Linked DNA regions of Homo sapiens: region 2 is linked to region 1. A link is an interaction called in ENCODE POLR2A ChIA-PET data of the cell type or tissue named here. Cell type or tissue: PC-3. All regions are shown on one strand. Links, peaks and the distances in the headings refer to the core of each region. The heading gives the core; the rest is flanking DNA. Region 1 overlaps MYO1E (myosin IE). Region 2 has its middle 11 kb from the start of MYO1E.

Region 1 (5,378 bases), core at 83-5,082:
AGAATAGCATTTAAATTAGAGTTTCTTTGTTCCATGGTACAGGGTGATAGTTCATATTATGTCACAAGAAATTGTTCAGTTACCTCCCTGTCTTTATTTATATGCACAGCTGCTGGTGTTTCTAGCTAGTCTTCCTGCCTCATTACCTTGGCTGTGTAATTGAATTAGAAAAAGGTATTGAGCAGCTACTACTTCAGAGACTATCATTTTCAAACCACAAATTAGGACACAGAGTCTGGTAGGATTTTTGACTTATGAATCTATTAGGCCGGTGCCATTAATGGCAAAAACCGCAATTACTTTTGTGCCGACCTGTATGATTAATAAAAATCTTAATGGACATGCACACACTAATTTGGTATGCATTTAATAGGCTGACTTAATTTTTTCTTTTCTTTTTCTTAAAAATTTTTTTCACTTTTATTTTTAAAATTCATTTCAGCTAATTAATTAATTGATTTTATTATTTTTTTTAAAGACAGTGTCTAGTCGGGCGTGGTGGCTCACGCCTGTAATCCCAGCACTTGAGGAGGCCAAGGTGGGTGGATCACTTGACGTCAGGAGTTCAAGATCAGGAGTTCTCTACTAAAAACACACACAAAAAAGAATTAGCTGGGCGTGGCGGTGGGCACCTTCTGTAAGCCCAGCCACTCGGGGGGCTGAGGCAGGAGAATGGCGTGAAGCCGGGGGGCAGAGGTTATAGTGAGCCAAGATTGTGCCACTGCACTCCAGCCTGGGCGACAGAGCCAGACTCCGTCTCAAAAAAAAAAAAAAAAAAAAAAAAAGAGACAGTGTCTTGCGTGTTGCCCAGGCTGTTCTCAAACTCCTGGCCTTACGTGATCTTTCTGTCTCAGCCTCCACTGAGATGAAGGACATGAACCGCCACACCTTGCAAGATTGCTTTAAAACTGTAAATAATAAAATTCTGTGAAACTGGCCTTGCCCAAGGCACAGAGGCATGTGAGAGGTAGAGCTTGTACCCAAGTCTGTTGATTTTAATCAGTTTGCTAGATTAGGAAGAAAAGTTACATTCCTGAATCGTATTACCGAATGTCTAAGAGCTTTGCACTTAAAAACAAGAGTGGTGATGTGGGAGCTCTCTTAAGGGACTGTTAAGTGCTTGATGTATGTGACATGCTAGCAGAGCCACAGCTGAAAAGACAGGGACTAACATCAGTGTGACTCTCTTGTCACTTGTTTGATTAAAATATAATCAGAGCAGAAGTGAAATGAGCATTTGTCATATTAAGGAATCTCAAGCATTTGATTCATATTATTCTGTAGCTTGAAATGTCCTTACCTCACTAATGATGTGGTGAAGATTAATTGCCTGTTATTCTGTTTAAAAAGTTAATCATCCAGGCTGGGCACGGTGGCTTACACCTATAATCCCAGCACTTTGGGAGGCTGAGGCAGGAGGATTGCTCAAGCCCAAGAGTTTGAGACTAGCCTGGGCAACACAGTGGGACCCTGTCTCTACAAAAAAAAAAAAAATTTTTTTTTTTTTTGGTAGAGAAACACAGCCAGGTATGGTGGTGCACACCTGTAGCCCTGGCTACTAGGGAAGCTGAGGAGGGAGGATTAATTGAGCCCTGGAGGTTGAGGCCTCAGTGAGCTATGTTTGCGCCACAGCACTCCAGCCTGGGTGACAAAGTGAGACCCTGTCTCAAAAAAATAAAAATAAAAATAAAATAGTAATCATCCAACCTCAAATATCTGTTACTCTTAACTGGACTACTTACATGGTTAAGAGAAGGAGAACTGTGTTTAGGGGCAATATCTCTTCCCTTTGATCTCCTGAGTTGGGGGCAAATAGGAACGCCTTGGAAACTTATTTCTTCCTTGGAGCAGACTCTGGGCCCAGGACTCCTATTTGCCCCACGATAGCTGCTGCCACAGTGCTGCCGTGTACCTACAGCAAACATGTTGTGAGGTGAGTCAGTGTAGCCTGGAATTTATTCACCCAGCTAGTAAAGATTGGGCACTCCCATGCCCCAGGCACCACCCTGGTGGGGACATGGCAGGGGGCAGACATCATCCCAAGGCTGACTCCAGGGCACGGAACTTCCTCTGCATTATGCAAGGCTGTGCAGAGCCAGGCTGCTCCGTGAGCTCCTAGCTTGCAGGGCTTTGTACCAGGTATTCTGTTTACCACGTGGTACTTCTTTTTCTTCTGTAAAAAAAAGGATAATACAAGTACTTGGTGGTGTCATTGGGCAGATGAAAGAAGTTGATACGTGACACATAGTAAACATGCAATAAAGCAGTTACTATGAACTTTAGAATTATTGCTGTTTCCAACTGCTGTTACTTTATTATGAGAGGCAGTAGGTACAATGTTTAAGGGCAAAGATCTGAAGCAGACTGCCTGGGTTTGAAGCCCAGCTGTGGGAGCTGAGCAAGTTACTTAACTTCTCTGTGCTTCACTCAGTTTCCTGCCTCGTGAAGTTGTAAGGATTAGATAAGTTATATGTAAAATGCTTAGAGCAGTGCTTGGTATGTAATAAGAATTAGCTGTTACGTGAGAATAATAATAATGTATTTCATTCATTCAACAAATACTTGGGGGCTGCCCATGCCATGCATCATGGCACTCTACTAGGTCTTGGGGCAGAATGGTGAATAAGACTTGGTCCTAGGGGTCAGTTTAATCAGGGAGCCAGGCACTCAGGTAATGCTGTTAGAGCAGGCTTCTTAGCAAGATGATGCCTGACCTGTGCTGGGTGAGAGTTTAGTAGGCATAGAGTTGGGTTGAGGTAGGGAGGAGTTCATAGAAGAATACCCTAAGCTGGGGGACAGTGGGAATGTAGGTACTGAAGATCCCACCTCACACACACACTGTGGAAAAACAGAAACAAAGCACAGCATGGTATGCACAGAAAATGGTGTGGTGGGAACCTCAAAACGGAGAAAGCAGGGGTTAGAGATGGACAAGGACAGGTCAGGGAAGCCTCGCTAAGATTTGCACTTCAAATGCATGCGCAGCTACCTTGAGGGGTTCCAGACCAGGCTTGTGAAGGCAGCCACTGTCCTCTGACCGCCCGTCTCCCTGGGATGAGGGCAACCAGAGCCCTTTTTGTGCCCTGGAGGATGGATGCCCTGAGCATCTCAGAGAGCCTGGGCTGCCCAGGCCTTTCCCTTTCCCCTTTCCCCTTTCCCCTTTCCCCTTTCCCCTCCCCTCTCCCCCCTCCCCCTCCCCCTCCCCCTCCCCCTCCCCCTCCCCCTCCCCCCTCCCCCCCTCCCCCCTCCCCTCCCTCTCCCACTCCCCCTTCCCTTTCCTTCCCTTCTCTTTCTTTGTCTTGCTCTGTTACGCAGGCTGTAGTGCAGTAACGCAGTCACGGCTCACTGCAGCCTTGACCTCCTGAGCTTAAGCGATCCTCCTGCCTCCGGCTCTCGAGAGTAGCCTGGACCACAGGCATGTGCCACCACGTCCAGCTAATGTTTTGATTTTGTGTAGAGATGGGGTCTCGCTATGTTGTCCAGGCTGGCCTCTAACTCCCGGGCTCAAGCAGTCCTCCCTCCTTGGCCTCCCAAAGTGCTGGGATTATAGGCATGAGCCACCACACCTGGTCTTCAAAGGGACTTTTGGTGAGGATCAGAGATAGGAGCCACCATTCTAGGGTTCCTGGAGTTTGTGAGGGAAAGAGGACAGAACCGTTTTGGTAATGCTTACGGGAAGCACTTCCTGAGAGAGAAAGAATAAAAAGCAGTTACCCAAGAGAATTTCCTGCTCAGCCTCAAGACAAGCCCTGACCCTGGGGACTACTGACATGTCCCACCTGTGGCTGGGAGGGTTTTCTGAGGTGGGAGGTCTAGACAGAGCAGGGGGCTTGGGAGCCCTGATGGAAAGTGCAGGGAATTCAGAACACAAACATAGGGTAGGTTCTACTTGTGAGAACACAACCTAGACTCTCGCCTGCAAACTAAAAGGGAAATCTGGTCTTACCATGTGAGATTTTCCACAGCAGAGTAAAATGCATTTGGGAAATCGAACAGAAGTTATTTAAATTCCCTATGGCTGGACTTGAAATTGACAAGAAAAGGCCCAATAGGGAATGCCAGTGTGTCCCCAGGTGTGGAACATGGCACCAGGGTAGACCTTAACATCGGTATGTACAACCCCACACTGGTGTATTTTACAATATTTCTCTTTTTCTTTTCCTTTTTTTTTTTTGAACAGGGTCTTGCTTTGTCACCAGGCTGGAGTGCAGTGGTGCAATCATAGCTTACTGCAGCCTTGAACTCCTGGGCTCAAGCAATCCTTTCACCTTTGCTTCCCAAAGCCCTGGGATTACAGGCATGAGCCACCGCGACCGGCTTACAACATTTGTCTTCGTAGCTATTTTTACATGTTGAAGAAACAAAACTAGCACACCAAACTGGTGGATTTTATGAAGATTGTTGTGTAGGTTTAATCAAAATTATTAAGGACCATTTATAGAAAAATTTGAAGCAAGTGCTGTGGAATGTGGTTATAGGAAACTTGTTAAAATAGTTGAAAATGACTGAGGTTTAGGAAAGATTGCAATATGGTGTGGTGTATGTCAGAAAAGTCATGGGGGCCGGGCGCGGTGGCTCACGCCTGTAATCCTAACCCTCTCGGAGGCCGAGGCGGGCAGATCACCTGAGGTCAGGAGTTTGAGACCAGCCTGGGCAACATAGTGAAAACCCGTCTCTACTAAAAATACAAAAATAAGCTTGGTGTGGTAGTGCACGCCTGTAGTCCCAGCTATTCGGGAGACTGAGGCAGGAGAATCACTTGAACCAGGGAGGTGGAGGTTGCAGTGAGCCAAGATCATGCCATTACACTCCAGCCTAGGTGACAGAGCAAGACTCTTTCTCAGAAAAAAAAAAAGAAAGAAAAGAAAAAGAAAAGAAAAGGAAAAGTCATGGGGAAAGTCAGACATCATAGTAATCCCAGGGCAGACATATCGCATGGAGGGTGGGACACCTTTCTGCTTCAAATGGTGTTAATATTGAAAGAACCTGTAGGCTGAAAGAGATACAAACTTGAACATGTCTTTACAAAGCGAAGAGGAAATTACGTAAAGACCTTGCTTTGCGAGCTGTGGTCTGGTGATGGGTGGCTTCTCTTGGGCAGCTTGTCATCCAGGACCCTTGTCCTCATCCTCTAGTGGGTTGGAGGTGAGGATGGGGGAGGGGGTGGCAGCTACAAAAATTTCTGCAACAAAGCCTCTAAAACTGGGTGATCATCAGCCTCACCAGTAAAGCCACTACACAGTTCCTGACGTGAGATTAGTATTTGGTACAATGCTTCCAGAGTAATCAAAATTTTTATAATATTTTTTCATCTGTGATGATATTAAACAGTGATATTTGAAGAGTACCTGGCCCTTAGTAAATGTCATGCGCCAGAA
Region 2 (5,378 bases), core at 242-5,241, 100 kb before region 1:
ACCATCTCTATTTTCTTACACAGAAGGTAGCCTGATATACATATAATTTTATACCTTACTCTTTTTTTTTTTTTTTTGAGATGGAATTTGCTCTTTTTGCCCAGGCTGGAGTGCAATGGCACGATCTCAGCTCACTGCAACCTCTGCTTCCTGGGTTCACGTGATTCTCCTGCCTCAGCCTCCCCAGTAGCTGGGATTACAGGCATGTACCACCACGCCTGGCCAAGTTTTGTATTTGTAGTAGAGATGGTGTTTCACCATGTTGGCCAGGCTGATCTCGAACTCCTGACCTCAGGTAATCCGCCCACCTTGGCTTCCCAAAGTGCTGGGATTACAGGCGTGAGCCAGCATGCCCAGCCACCTTGCTCTTTTCATTTTAACTTATCAATAGATCTTGGGAATCTTTCCATATAGGTTTAGAAACAAATTCCTTATTCTGTTTTTAAAGGGTTGTGTTTGCTTGTTTTTGTTTTTTGAGATGGAGTCTCACTCCGTCGCCCAGGCTGGAGCACAGTGGCATGATCTTGGCTCACTGCAACCTCACCTCCCAGGTTCAAGGGATTCTCCCACCTCAGCTTCCCAAGTAGCTGGGACTACAGGCTCATGCCACTGTGACTGGCTAATTTTTGTATTTTTAGTAGAGACAGTTTCACCGTGTTGGCCAGGCTGGTCTTCAACTCCTGACCTCAAGTGACCCACATGCCTCGGCCTCCCAAAGTGCTGGGATTACAGGCATGAGCCACTGTGCCTGGCTAAAGCGTTTTAAAACTTAAAGAATCATATTACAAATTGTCTCCTAATGTTTTTAACCAGTTCTGCTAATGATGGACGTTTGCATTGTTTGCAATCTTTTGCTACATCGACGATGCCTTGTAGTCATATGTCAATTTGCATTGTGCATGTACATATCTGGATAAATTTCCAAAAGCAGGAGGGCTGGGTCAGACTATATAATTCTGTAATGTTGATAGAGGGAACCAAACTGTTTTCCACAGGAGTTCTAGCTGTTTATACTCCCAGCAAAAATACACAAGAAACCTGTTTCTCCACAGCCTTGCCAAAAGAGAGGAAAAGAGAGAGCAAAGATTTAAGAAGTGGTGGCTCAGCCTCAAAAACAAAAGGAGGCTGGGTGCGGTGGCTCACGCCTTTAATCCCAGCACTGTGGGAGGCAGAGGAGGGAGGACTGCTTGGGCCCAGGAGTTCAAGGCCAGCCTGGGCAACATGGCAAGACCCCGTCTCTACAAAAAAAATACAAAAAAATTGGCCGGGCACGATGGCACACACCTGTAGTCCCAGCTATGCAGGAGGCCGAGGTGGGAGGATCACTTGAGCCCAGGAGGTCAAGGCTGCAGTGAGCCATGTTTGAAACACTGCATTCCAGCTTGGGTGGCAAAGCGAGACCCTGTCTCAAAAAAAGAAAAAGAGAAAAAGAGGAAAATTAGATGAAGACTGGAAATAGCACATACAGTGTTGGAGCTGACATCTTCCCTGAGGTTCAACCAGTCTCTCCAAGAGATGTCTAGAACCTCTGTTAGCACCAACTGAACAGGCCTAACGGAACTCGCTGAAACCAGACCCTGGTCTTGGTTTTTCATTTCCTGCCAATGGAACCACCATTTTCTCACATTTAAAACCTTGTAGAAGAGGGTGGGAGCAGGTAGACTTTCAGTTTTTACTTCACAAACTCTAAATATTTATGCTTTATTTTATTACAGGAAGCATATATTTCTCTTAGAATTGAAAACCCATAATACTATACTGCAAAAACTTGAAAGTCTAGTCATTTTTCTTTTAGTTTTTATTTATCCATTCAAACATTTTCTATTGTGTGAGCTATTTGTTTTCATTTCTGTTTTTTTTTTTTTTTCTGACAGGTGCCTAGGAGAATAGTTTCTAAATAATGTAGCTTTATAGGGAAATTATTTTAAAAAACATTAATTTCACTTTTTTTTTTTTTTTGAGAGAGATAGGTTCTCACTCAGTCACCCAAGCTGGAGTGCAGTGGTAAGATCATAGCTCACTGCAGCCTCCAACTCCTAGGCTCATGTGATCCTCCTGCCTCAGCCTCCTGAGTGGCTGGGACTAAAGATGCACACCACCACAACCAGCTAATTAAAAATTTTTTTTTGTAGAAACAAGGGTCTGTCTCACTATGTTGCCCAGGCTGGTCTTGAACTCCAGACTGGTCTTTTTTTTTTTTTTTTGGATACAGAGTCTCACTCTGTCTCCCAGGCTGGAGTGCAGTGGCGCAATCTCGGCTCGCTGCAAGCTCTGCCCCCCGGGTTCATGCCATTCTCCTGCCTCAGCCTCCTAAGTAACTGGGACTACAGGCACCCGCCACCAGGCCCGGCTAATTTTTTTCTATTTTTAGTAGAGACGGGGTTTCACCGTGTTAGCCAGGATGGTCTCGATCTCCTGATCTCGTGACCTGCCCTCCTCAGCCTCCCAAAGTGCTGGGATTACAGGCGTGAGCCACCGCGCCCGGCCTTTCCAGGCTGGTCTTGAACTCCTTGCTTCAAGAAATTTTCCCACCTCTGCCTCCCAAAATGCTGAGATTACAGGCTAATTTCGCTACTTTATAAATTATTTCTAAGCATCACCCCCTGCCACCACTCTCACACCCACTCGCAGTTTTTAAACTGAAAAGAAACTGGAATGTTTACATAATCATTATTGGAGCTAGGACACTTTTTTTTTTTTTTTTTGAGATGGAGTCTCGCTCTGTCGCCCAGGCTGGAGTGCGGTGGCGTGATCTCAGCTCACTGCAAGCTCCGCCTCCCCGGTTCATGCCATTCTCCTGCCTCAGCCTCCCGAGTAGCTGGGACTACAGGCGCCCGCCACCACGCCCGGCTAATTTTTTGTATTTTTAGTAGAGACAGGGTTTCACCAAGTTAGACCAGGATGGTCTCGATCTCCTGACCTTGTGATCGCCCGCCTCGGCCTCCCAAAGTGCTGGGATTACAGGTGTGAGCCATCGTGCCCGGCCGGAGCTGGGACACTTTTTAAAGGGAATTTATATAGCTAGGATTTGTGACAGTTGTGTGATTTTTTTATGTGGTTATGTGGTGTCATGCACTTTTCAATTCACTGAGGTCTCTTTTATAATAAAAATGCATATTTATATTTACTTTATAAAATTTGGAGCAAAACTGTACTACTTTAAATTATGGAAGCTTATAATTGTCATAGCTGTTTTTAGAATCACATTCTTGGTCCAACTTATAATCCATTTGTTATCAAGTCCTTATTGAAGCATTCCTCCTATGGGAAACTGTCATCAACTTTATCATGTTTGGCTCTATTTCGGGATTTCCAGGAATTCAATATAATAAAAGAGAGGGGCCATCTCCTTGTGCCGTTGACCTTTGTACATTCACCTTTCCACAGATACAGACATTGTATAGAAATGCACCTGAGCCATGTTTCCTACATGGCATCAGGACAATGGGCCAGGCAACAAAGGAACCTTTTGAGCTATCTCTTGGCGGTGCTGCCTGCCAGTCCATAGCTCAGGTCCACCTGCGCTACCAGCATTGTCAAACTACAGTATTTACTCAATTACATTCATACTGGGTTCCATTTAGCCTTGTCGCTTTTTCAAAATTAGTGAAATATGGAGAAAATATAAGTGCAAACACTAGTAAAAGGGAGTGTTGTTCTCATAAACATAAAACAATTGAGACAAAGAAGGGAATCATTAGGTGTGGAGAAGGTAGTGAATATTTAGCCTCAATAATGACAACTCATACCGAGACGTTGCTACGCATCACTCATCATTGCTATTACTTTATATGATTTAATTCATATTCTTACAACACTATGTGAGAAATAAATGATGAAGGTACTATTATTATCTCTGTCTTTACAGATAAAAAAAAATTCATGATTTATAAAGGTAAATAGCCTGACCCAAATCTTAAAGCTGCCTATTGGACTTCAGGTGGTCAACTTTGCTCAGCTAGGATGGAGATGCTCAGATTTTAAAAACATCTATGCATGCTGGAATTATAGCTTAAGACTATGTCTAGGGGACAGCACACAATCAGGGATTTTATGCTACATTTTAGATCTCTGAAAATAGAAACCTGTGCTTAAAGCACACGGATTTGTCTTTGAACTTTATATATCTGACATTGGTGTGTGTTTTGGGAACGTGTTCTATATGAAGGTAGAACTCTCTTGCATTGTTGTATGTTTTGGATGTACATGTAAACATGTGAATCCTATGAGGACTGGGAACTTGTCTTCTACTTCTCCAGCACCTACAACAGTGCTCAGTAAAGGTTGGTTGTGGTGGTGAGTGATAACAGTAGTCAGTTGGAAACCATGCTGCCATCATGCTGAACACCAAGAAACACTCTATTCAATCTCCCCAAGTGTTTGTAACAATATATTGAAAAACATGTCATCTATCTGAGCATGGTGGCTCACACCTGTAATTCCAGCACTTTGGGAGGCCGAGGAGGGAGGATCGCTTGAGCCCAGGAGCTTGAGACCAGCCTGGGCAATATAGCAAGACCCAGTCCTACAAAAAAAGAAAAAAAAATTAGCTAGCCATGTTGGCACCGCCTGTAGTTCTGGCTACTTGGGAGGCAGAGGCAGGAGGATTGCTTGAGATATGTGTTCACACCACTGGAGTCCAGCCTGAGTGACAGAGTGAGACCCTGTGTCAAAAAAAAAAAAAAAAAAGAAAAAAATGTCATCTTAAATACACACACACAACACACACATCTATGTGTTTACACAAATATTTAAAGGCATGTAATCAAAAACACATTTATAAGTACATGATAATAAAGGAAAAATGATGTCACATCTCAAGTATGTAAACACATTTACAGGCACAATGATGATAAAGGGGAAATGATGATGATCATTACAAAGGCCATACATTTTTTTCTATTGAAGAGGTGAACGGAATTACCCTCCTGGACTCACTAAGTGTAGAAATCGAGGCAGCAGACAGGCAAAGTCAGCAAACTGCTGCATGCCCTAAATTTGGAGTGTCTACCCTGTCTTCCTTCCCCAGAGACTCTGTCCCCATCTGCCATCTCTTTTTAATGGGGCAGTAAGCTTTAGGACATCACTCCTCTCACAGCATTTGCTTGGAATGTGACTGGACAGGCACCTGGTCCCAGCAGAGCCTTCCTTGTCAGTGACCTATGACCTGGGTGGCGTGATTTAAAAGGTTGAGCTGGGTGAGTCAGATTCTTTCTTTTTTTCTCTCCGTCCCTTTCTCCCTATGGAACTTGAATCAAAAGTCTAGAGGGCAGTTTCCAGTGAGCTGTGGGCAACATTGTAAAAAACGTTATTCTAGGGCCCAAGTCAGATCGTGACAGGCTACAGGCACTTTGCAAGCTGAAATCGGGGAAGAGGAA

Evidence for each region. ChIA-PET counts read pairs that join two places held together with the same protein. Peaks named below come from ENCODE experiments on the same cell type or tissue, not always from the same donor. Only the 100,000 strongest peaks of a DNase experiment are listed, where the experiment ranks them.
Region 2: POLR2A ChIA-PET joins it to region 1 with 5 read pairs; 15 of 35 experiments call an interaction of 5 or more read pairs at or near these places.

What each region holds. Positions count from the first base shown.
Region 1 is chr15:59,280,758-59,286,135 of GRCh38, reverse strand. All of the region lies in intron 1 of MYO1E (myosin IE), which reads left to right. Among named protein-coding and RNA genes, the nearest start is that of LDHAL6B, 77 kb to the right of the region's middle. RefSeq lists a silencer at 3,892-4,186. In PC-3, for the core only: no CTCF peak of the experiment used is centred there; a DNase peak (open chromatin) is centred at 2,095; H3K4me3 peaks cover 664 bases; H3K27ac peaks cover 3,794 bases.
Region 2 is chr15:59,380,907-59,386,284 of GRCh38, reverse strand. No RefSeq gene overlaps it. Among named protein-coding and RNA genes, the nearest start is that of MYO1E, 11 kb to the right of the region's middle. In PC-3, for the core only: no CTCF peak of the experiment used is centred there; no DNase peak of the experiment used is centred there.